Regions from separate parts of the Homo sapiens genome. Here region 1 is linked to region 2. The links are chromatin loops, found by intact Hi-C in ENCODE. Cell type or tissue: heart left ventricle. All regions are shown on one strand.

The links. Peaks named below come from ENCODE experiments on the same cell type or tissue, not always from the same donor. Only the 100,000 strongest peaks of a DNase experiment are listed, where the experiment ranks them.
Region 1: it touches region 2 in a loop (2.7-fold over the local background); 1 of 110 quality-filtered maps calls a loop at or near these places.

What each region holds. Positions count from the first base shown.
Region 1 is chr4:150,779,336-150,787,335 of GRCh38, forward strand. The region is part of intron 34 of LRBA (LPS responsive beige-like anchor protein); the gene reads right to left. Among named protein-coding and RNA genes, the nearest start is that of MAB21L2, 200 kb to the left of the region's middle. In heart left ventricle, no CTCF peak of the experiment used is centred here; no DNase peak of the experiment used is centred here.
Region 2 is chr4:150,718,872-150,726,871 of GRCh38, forward strand. The region is part of intron 36 of LRBA (LPS responsive beige-like anchor protein); the gene reads right to left. It also overlaps the pseudogene ZBTB8OSP1. Among named protein-coding and RNA genes, the nearest start is that of MAB21L2, 140 kb to the left of the region's middle. RefSeq lists a silencer at 4,086-4,380. In heart left ventricle, a CTCF peak has its summit at 4,132; a DNase peak (open chromatin) is centred at 4,260; H3K27ac peaks cover 1,067 bases.

The sequences.
Region 1 (8,000 bases), 60 kb after region 2:
CTCTATTTTAATTTTTATTTTATTTTAAACTAATAATCATAAAAAATTTTAAGCATAAAATGATATAAAGTATTAGTCAATAAAGTGGCATTTATTAGATAATATTATGCAAAACAGGAAAACACATGAAGGTTTAATGTTTACTTTTTTTAATATACTTAAGTTGATAAGGAGGAGTTCAAAGAAATCTCATATATTTACTGTCAGAATTTTGAAAAACATAAAAAGTATATTTTCTAATTAATGATTGCTTCCATTTTAACTTTTTGAATGTCTAGACACTTTTTAACTCGAGAGAAAATCATTATTTATTAAGTTTTGCAATAAAACAATCCTACTACTGAATATTTATTTCAGTAACAAATCTTTATAAACTTATATAAAATTCATTAGCTTGCCTCAATCATTTCTTGAATCCACATATATGTTGGTTTCTGACAGCGTAATTCCAAAAAGTAATTACAACCTCAATCCATTTGTAAAAAGACAACAGAAAACAAGTATGTTACACCAGTTTAAAAGAATAAAAATCTAAAGAAAACAGATTACAAATGATTTATATGAATGCCTAGTGGTGAAGTTAATTACAAGTAACCCAATAAAATAGTGCCTTTATTATTGTACAGCAAGTAAAAGCTCTAGATGTAAAAACCAGAACTCTTTCTGCTGACTTCTGCATGCTCAATCCCACAGCACACAACATTAAGAATTAAACATGTGGTAAATAAGCCATATAGAAAACAGCAGTTTTTAAGTAAAAGCAGAAAACTTTCCTGCTGTTTAACCATTTGGGGCCTTCTACTCTGAATAACAACCACTGTAAACTGGCACTATGTATTCATGGAATAAGTTTTTATGGTTAATATGAAAATGAGATTTTAATTTCAGTGCTCAAAGTTTAACTCCAAATAAAACATAAATAACTGTAAAATAACACAGCATTCATTTTAGCATTCAGTAGGAGCAAATAAGGTATCTTATGTTTATGCTATGAAATGGTGATATCTACAGAATTTAAATTTTCCAAACCTCATAATACATCTACCTATAAAGCTTTGGTCTCTGAATTTAAACATATATTAGCAAAGACATATACACTTTATGTTACAGTAACTTCTTATGGTTGTCAAGAGTCACAACCTAAAGCCAGTCATAGTATGCTTAATGACTTTCCTGGTGTACAGAAATAAGACCTTTCAATCCAGAACGACTCAGTAACTCTTATCAAATATTTATCAATGTTCTCAATGAGACAATAGCTGATACCAACTATATATATATACATATATATACACGTATATATATATATATGTGTATATATATACGTGTGTGTGTGTATATATATATATGCATACCAAGTATAATACAAAGTCCTAATACATATTATGCATAAACATCATGATATAAGCCAGCAGTCCCCAACCTTTTTGGCACCAGGGACCAGTTTCATGGAAGACAATTTTTCCACAGACAAGGGGGTGAGGGGGGGGAATGGTTTCAGGATGATTCAAGCACATTACATTTATCGTGCATTTTATTTTATTTATTTATTTATTTATTTTGAGACGGAGTCTCGCTCTGTCACCCAGGCTGGAGTGCAGTGGCACCAGCTCGGCTCACTGCAAGCTTCACCTCCCGGGTTCATGCCATTTTCCTGCCTCAGCCTCTCGAGTAGCTGGGACTACAGGCGCCCACCACCACGCCTGGCTAATTTTTTGTATTTTTAGTAGAGACAGGGTTTCGCCATGTTAGCCAGGATGGTCTCGATCTCCTGACCTCATGATCCGCCTGCCTCGGCCTCCCAGAGTGCTGGGATTACAGGCGTGAGCCACCACGCCCGGCCGTGCATTTTATTTTTATTACTACATTGTACTATGTAGCAAAATAATTATATAATGAACCATAATGTAGAATCAGTGGGAGCACTCAGCTTGTTTTCCTGCAACTAGACAGTCCCATCTGGGGGTGATGGGAGACAGTGACAGATTATCAGGCATTAGATTCTCATAAGGAGCACACAACTTAGATCAGCTGCACGCACAGTTCACAACAGGGTTCATGCTCTGATGAGATTCTAATGCCGCTGCTGATCTGACAGGAGGCGGAGCTCAGGCAGTAATGCCAGTGATAGGGAGCGGCTATAAATACAGATGAAGCTTGGCTGGCTCACCTGCCGCTCACCTCCTGCATGGCCTGGTTTCTAACAGTCCACAGACTGGTACTGTGGCCCAGGAGTTGGGGACGTCTGTTTTAAACCATTGTTTGATCTACAACATAACTGAAATAATAAATGATGAAATACTTGATAACTTGGTTTTGCCCCAGAAATAAAACAGGACTGATAAACAATCAACAGTGCATCTCTCTAGTGGTATTTTATTCCTATTAATTTCACCTCCATTAGAAATCAATACAATATTAATTTATTTTGCACCTTTTTTTCTGAGTCAAAATCATCACAAATCTGTCTCCTCAACCCTCCTACTTTAAAAGTAGGGACCTCTACCCTCCTTAAGTCCTCAACAGTGCCTAATTCAATTTTCCATACAACAAACATTTGAATACTTGTTTTTATTTTTTTAATTTTTTTGAGAACAGGGTCTTGTTCTGTCACTCACTGAAATGCAGCGGTGCTATCACAATTCACTGCAGCCTTGACCCCCCTGGGTTCAAGCGATCCTCCCATCTCAGCATCCCAGTAGCTAGGACTGCAGGTGCACACCATCGTGCCCAGCTAATTTTTGCATATTTTGTAGAAACAGGGTTTTACCATGTTGCCCAGGCTGGTCTCAAACTCCTGGACTCAAGCAATTCTCCCACCTCAGCCTCCCAAAGTGCTGGGATTTCAGGCGTGAGCCACTGCACCTGGTCTTGCTTGTTAAATAAATCATAACTTAACACTGTTACTGAAAGAGGGAGAAACACTTCATTAAGAATACTCAGAGACTTTCAAAGCATTACTGGATATATTAGTTTCTTGTAGCTGCTGTAACAAATTGCCACAAACTTGGTGGCTTAAAGTACTATAAATTTGTTTTCTCATAATTCTAAAGGCCAGAAGTCTGAAATCAGTTTTACTGAGCCAAAATAAAAGTATCAGTAGAGCCATTCTCCTTCTGGAGACTCCAGGGGAGACTCTGTTCCTTGCTTCTTCCAGCTTCTGGTGGCTGTCAGCATTCCTTGGCTTGTGGCCAAAGAAAACAGGGTCTCTCTGCTCCATTTTCACATTGCCTTGTCCTCCATTTCTCTGTCTGTAGCCTCCCACTAACGATCTCTAATAATGATACATACGATAACATTTAGGGTGTACCCACATAATCCAAAATTATCTTTTCATCTCAAAATCTTTATCTTAATAAGATCTGGAAAGACATTTTTCCAAATAAACTAACATTCACAGGTTCCAGGGATTTGTCATGGCTATTTGTTGGGGAGCCATGTCTCAGTCAATCACGCTGAAGAAACCAAATGAGAACAGAAAGAGCAAGCAGACGAAAAGTGAACCTTACCAGCAAGTGCAAATTCAAAATATGCAAAGGAAACAAAAACTTTTTTTTTTAAATTTAGTGCTGTGTGGCAAGAACTGGAAAAAAAAATTAAACAAATCAAGTCACCTTATGCTCCAAGTGTTGGTTCTAATAATGACTGCATTGTGACTGGTTTTGTTTTCAATGTCAGAAATTCAGCTTAATTTGTTAAGTATAAAGCCTATCAGGCTGCAATAAACTGAAAGGTGGGCAGCTGAGCTTCTTGTGACAAGCTGATATCACACCGAGCAATCTAACTGCCTAATGCCAGAGTACTTAAGGCAGCAGTCCAGATTTGCTAAGGAGACTGGTTAAGCAACAGAAAGCTTCTTAAAAGTTCTCCCTCATTATTTTACTTTCTCACTGCCCCTAACCAACTTCTTTTTCCCTTTTTAACTTACAATACTAGCAAATAGAATCCTGTTCTCACGAATTAGTAGCACTTCACAAACAATTATAGGATAATAGCGTACCGTTCCAATGGATAGAAATACAAGACAAGTCTGAAAGATCAAGCAACTTTCTAAGTGCTCTCAAGTAAAGAAATAGGTAAGCTTTTCTGAGAAAAAGAAATAAAAAGAAACCAAAATTAAATTTAACTTCAATTTTGTAGTATCTGATACACTGCAACAAGAATAAACTGACAAGCCAGCCAGCAAACAAGGCAGTACTGATGTTTCAATTAAATGCCTAATTATAATCTGAGCTTCTAAATGAAGAATTTACAGAAATAAATAATTACTACCAAAAAGAATGCACTGTGTTGTATCCAGTATTCAGGACCTTGGTAAACAGTTTCACACTCACTATCTATAAAAGCCCACTGTGGAAGAGAAAGTGTCAGGAGAATGTGGGGAACAGATTTAGGGTCACACAGTTTGGGGTTTCTGGTTAACTACCTAGAAGATAGTGTGATATGCTTAACACATATGTCTCATATATGGATACTATTTGTAAGTCAGCATGGAAATAAGTATAAATGAAAATAAAACAGCTATTAAGAGGCCTTGAAAATAAGGCAGAGAAGTTTGAATTTGACAAAACAGTAAACAACTACAGCTTCTCCTGGAAAGAAAATATAAAGACACTCTACTAGGAAAGTAAATTTGTTAGTATGTACTCAGAGATAAAATCAGGAGAAAGGAAAAAGGGCATTTCACTAATTCAGGAATAAATTGGACCAGAATCTAATTCTTTTATCTCACTCTCTGCCCAAGTTTTATTAAGGTATAACTGAGAAAAAGAAATTGTATATATTTATATATCCAAGGTGATTTGATACGTGCATAAATTGTAAAATAATTAAATCAAGCTAATTAACATATCTATAGCCTCATATACTTATCACTTTGTGGTGATGCTGTAGGAGTTATTAAGAAATTATTTTAGGCAGATAGAGAGGAAAAGGGGTCCTCGGGAAGTTTTCATTTTTAAAGCTGCTTCAGAAACGTTTCTTGTAAAAGTCCTGGCTCTTTGAGCCTGATGGCAACCTTTGATATGCAAATTTAGGCCATTTGAAACTGGGTCCACCCAAACTTGGTGATTATCGCTGCCTTTTTGCCCTTGCCCCACATGATCCTGGCAACACAGCTGCCCCCACATATCCCCATGTGTGTAGAACATCATGGTGCCCTGTATTTGCATATTAAAAGGCTAGGGTGGGAGGCCCAGCCTTTTTGCCCTACGTGAATGACATGCCTGGTCAAACCAATCCCCTGAGCCCTATGCAAATCAGACACCACCTCCTCCAGCCTCTACATATACCTGACTGGTATCCACTGCATTTGGGGTTCCCTCTCTTGGCTTTGGAGCCCCGCTCCCTCTGTCTCTGTACAGGGGAGCTCCTTCCTTCTTTCTTTCCCCTTTCTATCTTGCCTATTAAACTCTCTGCTCCTTAAAACCACTCCACGTGTGTCAGTGTCATTTTATCTAAACTGGCATGAGGATCAAGAACCCTGGTGTTCCTCCACTCATCGGAGTCATATCAGTGAGAACATTTAAGATCTACACTCTTAGCCAGAATCTGATTCTTTACAGAGGGCTTTTGAAAATGATATTTCCTTTTATTTCTCCCCAATTTGTAACCACCCAATGGGCTCACCTTGCCCGCTGCCTAGACAGAGCCGATTTATCAAGACAGGGAAATTGCAATAGAGAAAAAATCGTTCATGCAGAACCTGCTGTGCGTGAGATAAGAGTTTTATTATCACTCAAATCAGTCTCCCCAAAACCTGGGGGTTTGTTTTTCAGGATAATTTGGTGGGGAGGAGGCCAGTTAGTCAGGAGTGCTGATTGTTTGGATTGGGGATGAAATCATAGGGAGTCAAAGTTGTCCTCTTATGCTGAGTTAGTTCGGGGCGGGGGCGTGGGGACAGAACTGGTTGGCAAGTTCAGGTGGGGCCATCTGGTTGTCAGAAATGCAAAAACCCGAAAAGACATCTTAAAGGCCAATCATAGGTTCACAGTAGTGATGTTATTTTCGAGAGTATTTGGAGAAGTTGCAATCTTATGACCTCTGGAAAAATGTCTGGTAATATTTAGAATTCCAGCCCCTCTCATCCTAACTTGGTGGCTGGTGGCCTTTCATTCATTTTACAAGAACAGTCTAGCTTTTGGGAAGGGCTACTATTTAAACTATAAATGAAATTCCTTGTCAAGGCTAGTTTGGCCTACGCCTAGGAATGAACAAGGACAGCTTGGAGGTTAAAAGCAAGATGGAGTTGGTTAGGTCTGATATATTTCAGTGTCATAATTTCCTTAGTTATAATTTTGCAAAGGAGGTTTCAAATTCTACTAGGACTCAGGAATCATCATAATGAACAACTGTTAATGATAATAATGTACTTGACCAGAAAAAAAAGGTGGATTATCACAGAACTAGATTAACTACTATAAAAGTATTTCTCAACTACGGTAAAACAGGAGGTACGTTGAAAGTAACATAGTATAAACAAAAAGCACTAAAGTTGACAAAAGGGGCACTTAAAAACAATTAGAGTAGTAATACAAGTAACACGACATCAGTGTTACTTGTATTTTGGTACATTTTGTTTAGTATCCCAGAAAGGGCAGTCATTAATAGCTAGCACATAAAAACCACGGAATCATCTTTGGGAGCCTATTGAAAAAGTGAATGTTATCCATTATCCTTGTCTACATGGAAATGAAGGCCAGAAATGGCTAATCTATGAGACCTCGTCTAGCTCCACCAGGTTAGGAGGATGAGAAGTGCCTGAATTCTGTTAAGATGTAGGCATAGTTATCAGCCATTGTTCCAGAGGTCACAACATTTGCAACTTCCCTAATTACTCCCGTAAATAACATCACTGTTGTAGACCCTAAGGTTGGCCACCTTTTGAGATGTCTTTTAAGACTTTTGCATTTTGCATTTCTTTTTTTTTTTTTTTTGAGATGGAGTCGCCTGGGCTGGAGTGCCAATGGCATGATCTCAGCTCACCGCAAGTTCCGCCTCCTGGGTTCAAGCTATTCTCCTGCCTCAGCCTCCCGAGCAGCTGGGACTACAGGCACCCGCCACCACGCCCAGCTAATTTTTGCATTTTTAGTAGAGACGGGGTTTTGCCATGTTGTCCAGGCTGGTCTCAAACTCCTGACCTCAGATGATCCACCCAGCTCAGCCTCCCAAAGTGCTGAGATTACAGGCATGAGCCACTGCTCCTGGCCTAGACTTTTGTATTTCTGATGACCAGATCACTCCAGCCAGACTCAAGATTCATGACTCAAGGGTCCTGTAGCCCTCACCCAGAAGTGGACTCAGCAAAAGAGGACCATTTTCCACCATCCAATGATTTTATCCCCAAACTATCAGCAGCACTCTGACCAAAAAAATATGTTTAAAAAACCCTAGTCTCCAAATTTTTAGGGAGGCTGATCTGAGTACTAATAAAACTCCACAGTCTTCTATTTAGCCAGCTGTATGTGTATTAAACTTTTTCCCTATTGCAATTCCCCAGTATTCATAAATTGGCTCTACCTTGGCAGCAGGCAAGAAGAACCTATTGGGCAATTACATTGGAAATACCGAATAAATGAAGAGGATTTTGAGTGCTGTTAAAAAATACTCAGATTCGGCCAGGTGTGGTGGCTGACGCCTCTAATCCCAGCACTTTGGGAGGCAAAGGTGAGCAAATCACCTGAAGTAGAGAGTTCAAGACCAGCCTGGCCAACATGGTGAAACCTTGTCTTTACAAAAATAAAAAAAAGTCGCCAGGCATGATGGTGGGTGCCTGTAATCCCAGCTACTGGGGAGGCTGAGGCGGGAAGATCACCGCGGAGGTTGCAGGGAGCCAAGATTGCGCCACTGCACTCCAGCGTGGGTGACACAGACAGACTCCATCTCAAAAAAAAAAAAAACACTGATTCAGAATTCAGTAACTTTAATTTACAACCTACTTTGCTCTGTAAACAGTACTGCATAGTTTTACATGCACTGCCTAATAAGATCCTTTTTTAAAA
Region 2 (8,000 bases):
AATTTGAACCAAATTCATAGATTAGTAATTGGGAAACAGATTACCTGGATCTGGATCCAAGTTGTAACTCTAGGTTATTTCTACTTCATGCTATTTTCAAACTTATAAAATGAGGGATAATATCAGTACTATCTCAGAGGTTTGTTGTAAGAATTAGTTGCTACTTATATATACCTCTAATAGCTACTGAAATAGCATAAGGATTCATGAAATATTAGCTACTGTTGGCACCATCATTCCTCACCGAAACTGAAAATATATATACTTTTCAGATCAAATCAATTTAATCTCTTTCACAACAGAGTTTTAGAAACATTTCTTCAATTTTCAATTCCACATTTCCACCTTCCTCGTTCTCTCTCATTCATACACCAATTCCACGTTTACTCCATCATTCTCTCTCATTCACACACAAAAGAACACACACTACCCACCACCACAATCACTAAATTTCAAATTTAAAAAAAGTGCAATCTTAACCCATAGTTACAACAAAGAAAGCATCTCCATAATTAATTAGAAAGTACACTAAGAAATAGATTCCAGGTTAGGATGGTAGGCTGATATTGCAATTACATATTTTTTCCTTCCTCATTTCCTAAAAACAAATTAGCAAAAAATAAATAAATAACAAAAAATAATTTTTAAAAATAATGAAACAATGTAAGGAATGTACCATAAATCACCAAACATTAAAAAATTGGTTGCCAAGGGGAACAAAAACAAACTGGTTCTAGAACTGAGGGAGCAACAAAGCTTAGTTCTTAATCATGTCCCCATGCCCCCAAAGCAATATTGGTAAGTTGACAAAATTCTGATAATTTTCTTAACGCCTTCAAATACAGAGAGAAACAAACTGAGTAGGTAACGTTACCTCTTTCCTCTTCTACCTGGAGATGCCAGAAAAACTTACAGAACAAATACTGGTGAAGCAAGAAATTGAAAAATGCGGCTGATTCACTAAAACAGAAGTAAACTCGACTCTACTCTCTTAAATGACTGAGGGAAATGATTCAAAGCCTAAGCACATCTTCCCATGAGAACTGTCTATAGTCTAATGAGATAGAATGAACTTGGTAGAAAATATTTAACAAAATCTTAGAAAAAAATGAGGATTTCTAAGAAAGACTCCTCACCTATTTCAAATAAGCTCTTCCTCTTCATGATAGGCCATAGGATATTCTACAAAAATCAAACTGTAGCTCAGGAGAGGGAAATATTAGCTTTACACAGAGAATGGAGAGGGAAATAAGTCACTAAGATATCCTGTTGTCTAAGCCAACAGAATATCTGCACAGAGCATTCTAAGAATGAACACAATGGAACAAAAAAGTATGGTAGTTATACAAACATATAGCACCAATCAATCAACAAATAAGTTAATACATAAATTTAAAATAAAACGTTAATATAGAAAAGACAAAACATCTGATGAAAAAGTATCTCAAGGAGTAAAAGAAAATTATTCATGATTATTTTTTCTAATGAACAACATAACAAAAACATAATGCAAATAAGATAAAACTCAAAATAAAGTGACTAAGGAAAGAGGCTGAAGTCCTAAATAAACAAAATTAGGAACAAAACATAAGCTTTATAGACATAATAAATAAATTACAAATAAATATCCCGGACAAAATAAAACATTAAAAATGTACTTACTGGTGGAAAAATAAGGCTAAGGATCAAAGAAAGTCAAGCAACTAAGGAATAACTAATAGATGTGAAAGACAAACATATATCTAACATATTATTAAGTGTTACTAAGCAAGAAAAAACAAAATAAAGTGAAAGTGGTATTTCAAAGTATAATCTAAAAAATTTTCTAAGAACTGAAGGAAAAATCAGAATCTGCTGATTATAACAAGAAACTATGTCCCAGGATAATTTGATAAATAATGTTCAATACTGAACCATATTCCTCTTAAAGAATTTTTTGGACAAAGAAATCACAGGCAGAAGACACAAAAAGCAAATCAGAAATTAAGGGAAAATATCAGACTGTCCTCTGAAAGCAACATTCAAAGTCAGAAGATAACAAAGCAATGTCTGCAAAGTTCTAAGGGAATTTAAGTGTTACCCAACAATATTAAGTCAAGCAAGGCAGTCATGGCACAGAAAGAGGGAGATGTTAGAGATTACAATTTGACTGAGGAACAGAAGGCGATCAAGGCCAACTATCCTCCAGTTAATAGGAATTATGAGTATTTGGATCATACAGCAGATGTCCAGTTACACACATGGGGAGATACTCTGGAGGAAGCATTTGAGCAATGTGCAATGGCCATATTTGGTTACATGATAGATACCAGGACTGTGGAGCCTCTCCAAACAATAGAAGTAGAAACCCAAGAAGTTTCTACTTTTCTTTTTCACTTTTTAGATGAGTGGCTTTATAAGTCCAATGCTGATGAATTCTTCATACCCTGGGAAGTGAAAGTACTTTGTATTGATCAAAGACATTTCCAATTACAATCAATTGGGTGGAGAGAAGAATTTTCATTGTCCAATCACCCTCAGGGAACCGAAGTCAAAGTTATAACATATTCAGCAATGCAGGTCTATAATAAAGAAAACCCAGAAGTTTTTGTGATCATTGACATTTAAGACCAAAAAAGAAAAGACTCCTAAGAAGAACTGGGTTTTTTTTTTTTCCTCTTCCTTTTGGGAAGACAATGTGAATTAAATTCTATAGTATCTTATGAAATACAGAAATTGTAGAACAAAAACTTATAACTTTATTTATTTACTTATTTTTCCTGAGACAGAGTATTGCTCTGTCCCCCAGGCTGGAGTGCAGTGGCACGATCTTGGCTCACTGCAGCCTCTGCCTTCCAGATTCAAGCGATTCCCATTACTCAGCCTCCCGAGTAGCTGGGACTACAGGCATGTGCTACCTCACGCCTGGCTAATTTTCGTATTTTTGGTAGAGATGGGGTTTCATCTTGTTGGCCAGGCTGGTCGCGAACTCCTGACCTCAAGTGATCCGCCCACCTTGGCCTCCCAAAGTGCTGGAATTATAGGTGTGAGCCACCACGACCAGCCAGAAATTTACAACTTGAACTGTGACTTTCCAAAATGGAAAATTAGGGCATGTCCTTGGTCTGTGTTCCCCAAATAGTCAATCTTTAAAGAATTCTTCAATTCCTACGGGGCAGTTATGGTCCTTCATTTGTTGATCATCTGCTGTGGCAGCAAGTGCCTCATGCCCTTCCATTGCAATGCAAGCCTTCCACCCTCCCCTCAGAACAGAATGCTGATGTCAGCAGCAGCCTGGTGCTAAATCCAATTTGGAAAAAAAAATAATTTGAGAAAATATATTTCCACACCCAGAAAAAAATATATAAAGTTAAGCAGAATGCCATTCAAATATAAAGATAGCAGGCAAATATTCTTAAACATGGAAGAACTTTAAGTTTACAACACATATAAGCCCCTTGTGGAAAAAGAATAACCATGAAATGCAGCCAATTAAGAACTGAGTCAAAAGAAAGAATCTGGAAATTAAGTTCCAACTAATAAAGTTGGGGAAAATGAAGAGTGAGTATTGAATTCACTTAAATAAAGAACAAATACTCAAGTACTATAAGAAATGTGATTATAAACATGAATGTTATAAATTTAGACAATATGAAAATTAAAATATAACTAAAAATTAGGAGGTGAGGGGAGAGAAAATAAAAGGAACATACAAGTGACTAATATCCTCAGCCTCCATAAGAGAGTGTGAATTGACATATGTAACATAAAAATCAACATCAGAGGAGGGCAGAGCACGATGGCAGAATAGAGGCCTATCCCGTTTGTCCACCCTGCTGCAACACCAAATTTTAACAACTATCTGCACATAGCAAAGCACCATCACTAGAACCAAAAATCAGGTGAGCGATCACAGTACTTGTTTTTAACTTCATATCATGGAAAGAGGCATTGAGGGGGGCAGGAGAGACAGACTTGAATCACTGATGCCACCTCTGCCCCATCGCCCAGCAGTGGCCATGCACTGCAGACAGAAACTGCACTTTGGGGAAGGAGAGCTCAACGACTGGAGAACTTTACATTGGTCTCAGTGCTGCCCTGTCAGAGCAAAGAATAAAGCTATGCTGGGCTCCTTCCATAGAGGGAGCATGAGGACCAGCCCTAGCCAGAGGGGAATGACATATCCCAGGGGACAGAACATGAGTTTCTTGGCAAGCCTCGCCACGCAGGCTAAAGTACACTGGGTTCCTAGATAAACTTGAAAGGAAGTCTAGGACACAAGGACGGCAATTTCTAGGCTCCTCCTAGTGCTGGGTTGGGCTCAGGGCCAGTGAACTAGGGTGGCACATGACCTAGAGACACACCAGCTTGCGTGGCTAAGGAAGTGCTTGCATTAGCCGTGCCCTAACCCCAGGGAGTGAAGCTCATAGCAATGAAAGTTACTCCTTGCTTCTGCTTAATGAGAGGAGAGCAAAGAGTAAAGAGGACTTTGACTTGCATTTTGGATACCAGCTCAGCCACAGTAGGATAGGGCACCAGGCAGAGTCATGAGGCCCCGTTCCAGGCCTTAGCTCTCAGATGATATTTCATTTCTAGACACAACCTGGACCAAAAGTGAACCCAGTGCCTTGAAGGTAAGGATCCAGTCCTGGTAGGATTCATCACCTGCAGATTAAAGAACTCTTGGGCCCTGAATAACCAGCAGTGATAACGAAGGGAATATACCATGTGTCTTGGGCTTTGAGACTTACTAGCTTCAGGGGTGACCCAGCATATTCCCAGCTATGGTGCCTACAGTGAAATACTACTAATGTTTCAGAAAAGCAGAGGGAAAAATAAAGGGAACTTTGTCTTGCATCCTATGTACCAGCTCGGCTACATGGGGGTAGAGCAATAAGCTGGCTCTTGGGGTCCCAAAGTCCAGGCTTAGGCTCTTGGACAGCATTTCCAGATGTGCTTTGGGACAGAGGGGAGCTCACTGACCTAAAGAGCGAGTCTCAGGCCTGGCAGCATTCATCACAAGCTGACAGAAGAGCCCCTAGGCTCTCAGTAAACATCAGTGGTGGCCTGAAGGAATCCCCTGTGGACCGGTGGTGGGGGTGGCCACAGGGAAAGGCAGCTCTGCCTGTGGAAAGTGAAGAGTAGGAAAGACTTTGTATTGTGGTTTGAGTGCAGGCATAATGACAGTAGAATAGAATATCAGGAAAATTGCTAAGCTGTTTAACTCCAGTCCCTGGCTCCCAGACAGCACTTTGGACATTCCCGGAGCCTGTGGGAACTCACGGCCCTGAAGGGAAGAAACTGGGGCAAGACCTAGTGCTGTGCAGGTTTCAGGTCTAACCCAGTGCAGCCCTAGTGGTGGTGGCCACAGACTTACTTGCATCACCACACCCCCAGTTGCAGGTGGCTCAGCAAAGAGAGACAGACCCTGTTTGTATGGGAGAAAGGGAAAAGAACAAGAGCCTCTGGCTGGTAATCCAGATAATTCTTCCACATCTTATCTAAGACCACCAAAATGGTACCTCTACGAGTCAGCAAAAAACACAGCCTTATTGGGGTTGGGGTCCAAGTCCTTTCAAATACCTGGAAAGCCTTCCCAAGGACAACAGTCACAAACAAGCCCAGACTGTGAAGACTACAATAAATACCTAACTCTTCAATGCTCATACACTGAAGAACATTAGCAAGTATAAACATCATCCATGAAAACATGACCTCACCAATGAACTAAATAAGGCACCAGGAACCAATTCTGACGAAACAGAGACATATGACAACTAAGATAGTTAATTCAAAATAGCTGTTTTGAGGCAACTCAAAGAAATTCAAGATAACACAGAGAAGAAATTCAGAATTTTATCAGATAAATTTAACAAAAGGATTAAATTTTTTTTTTAAATCAAGCAGAATGAGTAGGGAGGTGGAGTTTACAGTGAGTTGATATCCCACCACTGCACTGCAGCCTGGGTGATAGAGCCAGACCCTGTCTCAAAAAATAAAATAAAATAAATTTAAATATATGTATATATATACATATATATATGTATATATATACACACACACACACACACATACATATAGCAGAAATTCTATAATTGAAAAATGCAATAACATGCTGAAGAATGCATCAGAGTCATCAGAGTCTCTTAATAGCAGAACTGATCAAGAAGGAAGTAGTGAGCTTGAAGACAGGCTATTTGAAAATACATAGAGGAGAGAAAAAGGAATAAGAAAAAATGAAGCATGCCTACAAAATCAGAAAACAGCTTCAAAGGGGCAAATCTAAGAGTTAATAGCTTTAAAGAAGAGGTAGATAAAAAGAGAGGGGTAGAAAGTCTATTCAAAAGAATAATCAGAGAACTTTCCCAACCTTGAGAAAGATATCAAATTCAAGTAAAAGAAGCTTATAGAACAGCAAGCAGAAAGAAGATTACCTCTGGGCATCTAATAATCTAAAGGTCAAGAATAAAGAAAGGATCCTAAATGCAGCAAGAGAAAAGAAATCACATACAATGGTGCTTCAATACATCTGGCAGCAGACTTTTCAGCGGAAACCTTACAGGCCACAAGAGTGGCAAGACATATTTAAAGTGCTGAAAGAAAAACACTTTTACTCTAGAATAGTATATCCAGTGAAAATATCCTTTAAGCATGAAGGAGATAAAAAGACTTTCCCAGTCAAACAAACGCTAAAGGATTTCATCAACACCAGGCGTGTCCTAAAAGAAATGCTAAAGGGAGCTCTACAATCTGAAAGACAAGGATGTTCATGAGCAAGAAGAAACCATCTGAAGGTACAAATCTCACTGGTAATAGTAAGCACACAGAAAAGCACAGGATAGTATTACATTGTAATTGGAGTGTATAAATAAACCAAGTAGAAAGACTAAATAATGAACCAATGAATAATAACTACAAAAACTTTTCCAGACATAGATAGTACAGTGAGATAAAAAGAAAAACAACAGAAAGTTTAAAACTAGAGAGACAAAGTTACAGCATAGAGTTTTTATTAGGTTCCTTTTTGTGTGTTTGTTTCTTTATGCAATCAGTGTGAAGTGAAGTTGCCATTAGTTTTACATAACAGGTTATAAGATTGTGTTGGCAAGCCTTGTAATAACCTCAAACTGAAACAAATAAAATGGGTACACAAAATATAAAAAGCAAGAAATTAAATCATACCACCAGAGAAAACCACCTTCACTACAAGGAAGACAAGGAAAGAAAAAAGGAAGAGAAGTCTGCAAAACAACCAGAAAGCAAATAACAAAATGGCAGTAGTAAGTCTCTACTTATCAATAATAACATTAAATGTAAATGGACTAAACTCTCCAATCAAAAGAAATAAAGTGGCTGAATGAATTAAAAAACAAGACCTAATGATCTGTTGCTTGTAAGAAACACACTTCACCTATAAAGTTACACATAGACTGAAGATAAAGAGACGAAAACAGATATTCCAAGTCAGTGAAACAAAACAGAGCAGGAGTAGTTACATTTAATCAGATAAAATAGATTTCAAGACAAAAATTGTAAAAAGAGACAAAGACGGTCATTATATAGTGATAAAGGGGTCAATCCAGCAAGAGGATATAACGATTGTAAATAAATATGCACTGTATTAGTCCGTTTTCACACTGCTATAAAGAACTACCCAAGACTGGGTAATTTATAAAGGAAAGAGGTTTAATTGACTCACAGATCCATGTGGTTGGGAGGCCTCAGGAAACTTACAATCATGGTCGAAGGGGAAACTGGCACCTTCTTCACAAGTTGGCAGGAAAGAGAAGAGTGAAGGAGGAATTTCCAAACACTTATAAAATCATCAGATCTCATGAGAACTCACTATTACGAGAACATCATGGAAGAAACTGCCCCCCAGTGATCCAATCACTTGCCTCCCTTGACACATGGGGATCATAGGTCCCTCCCTCAACACGTGGGGATTACAATTCAAGATGAGATTTGGATGGGGACACAGAGCCAAACCATATCATGCACCCAACACTGGAGCAACTAAA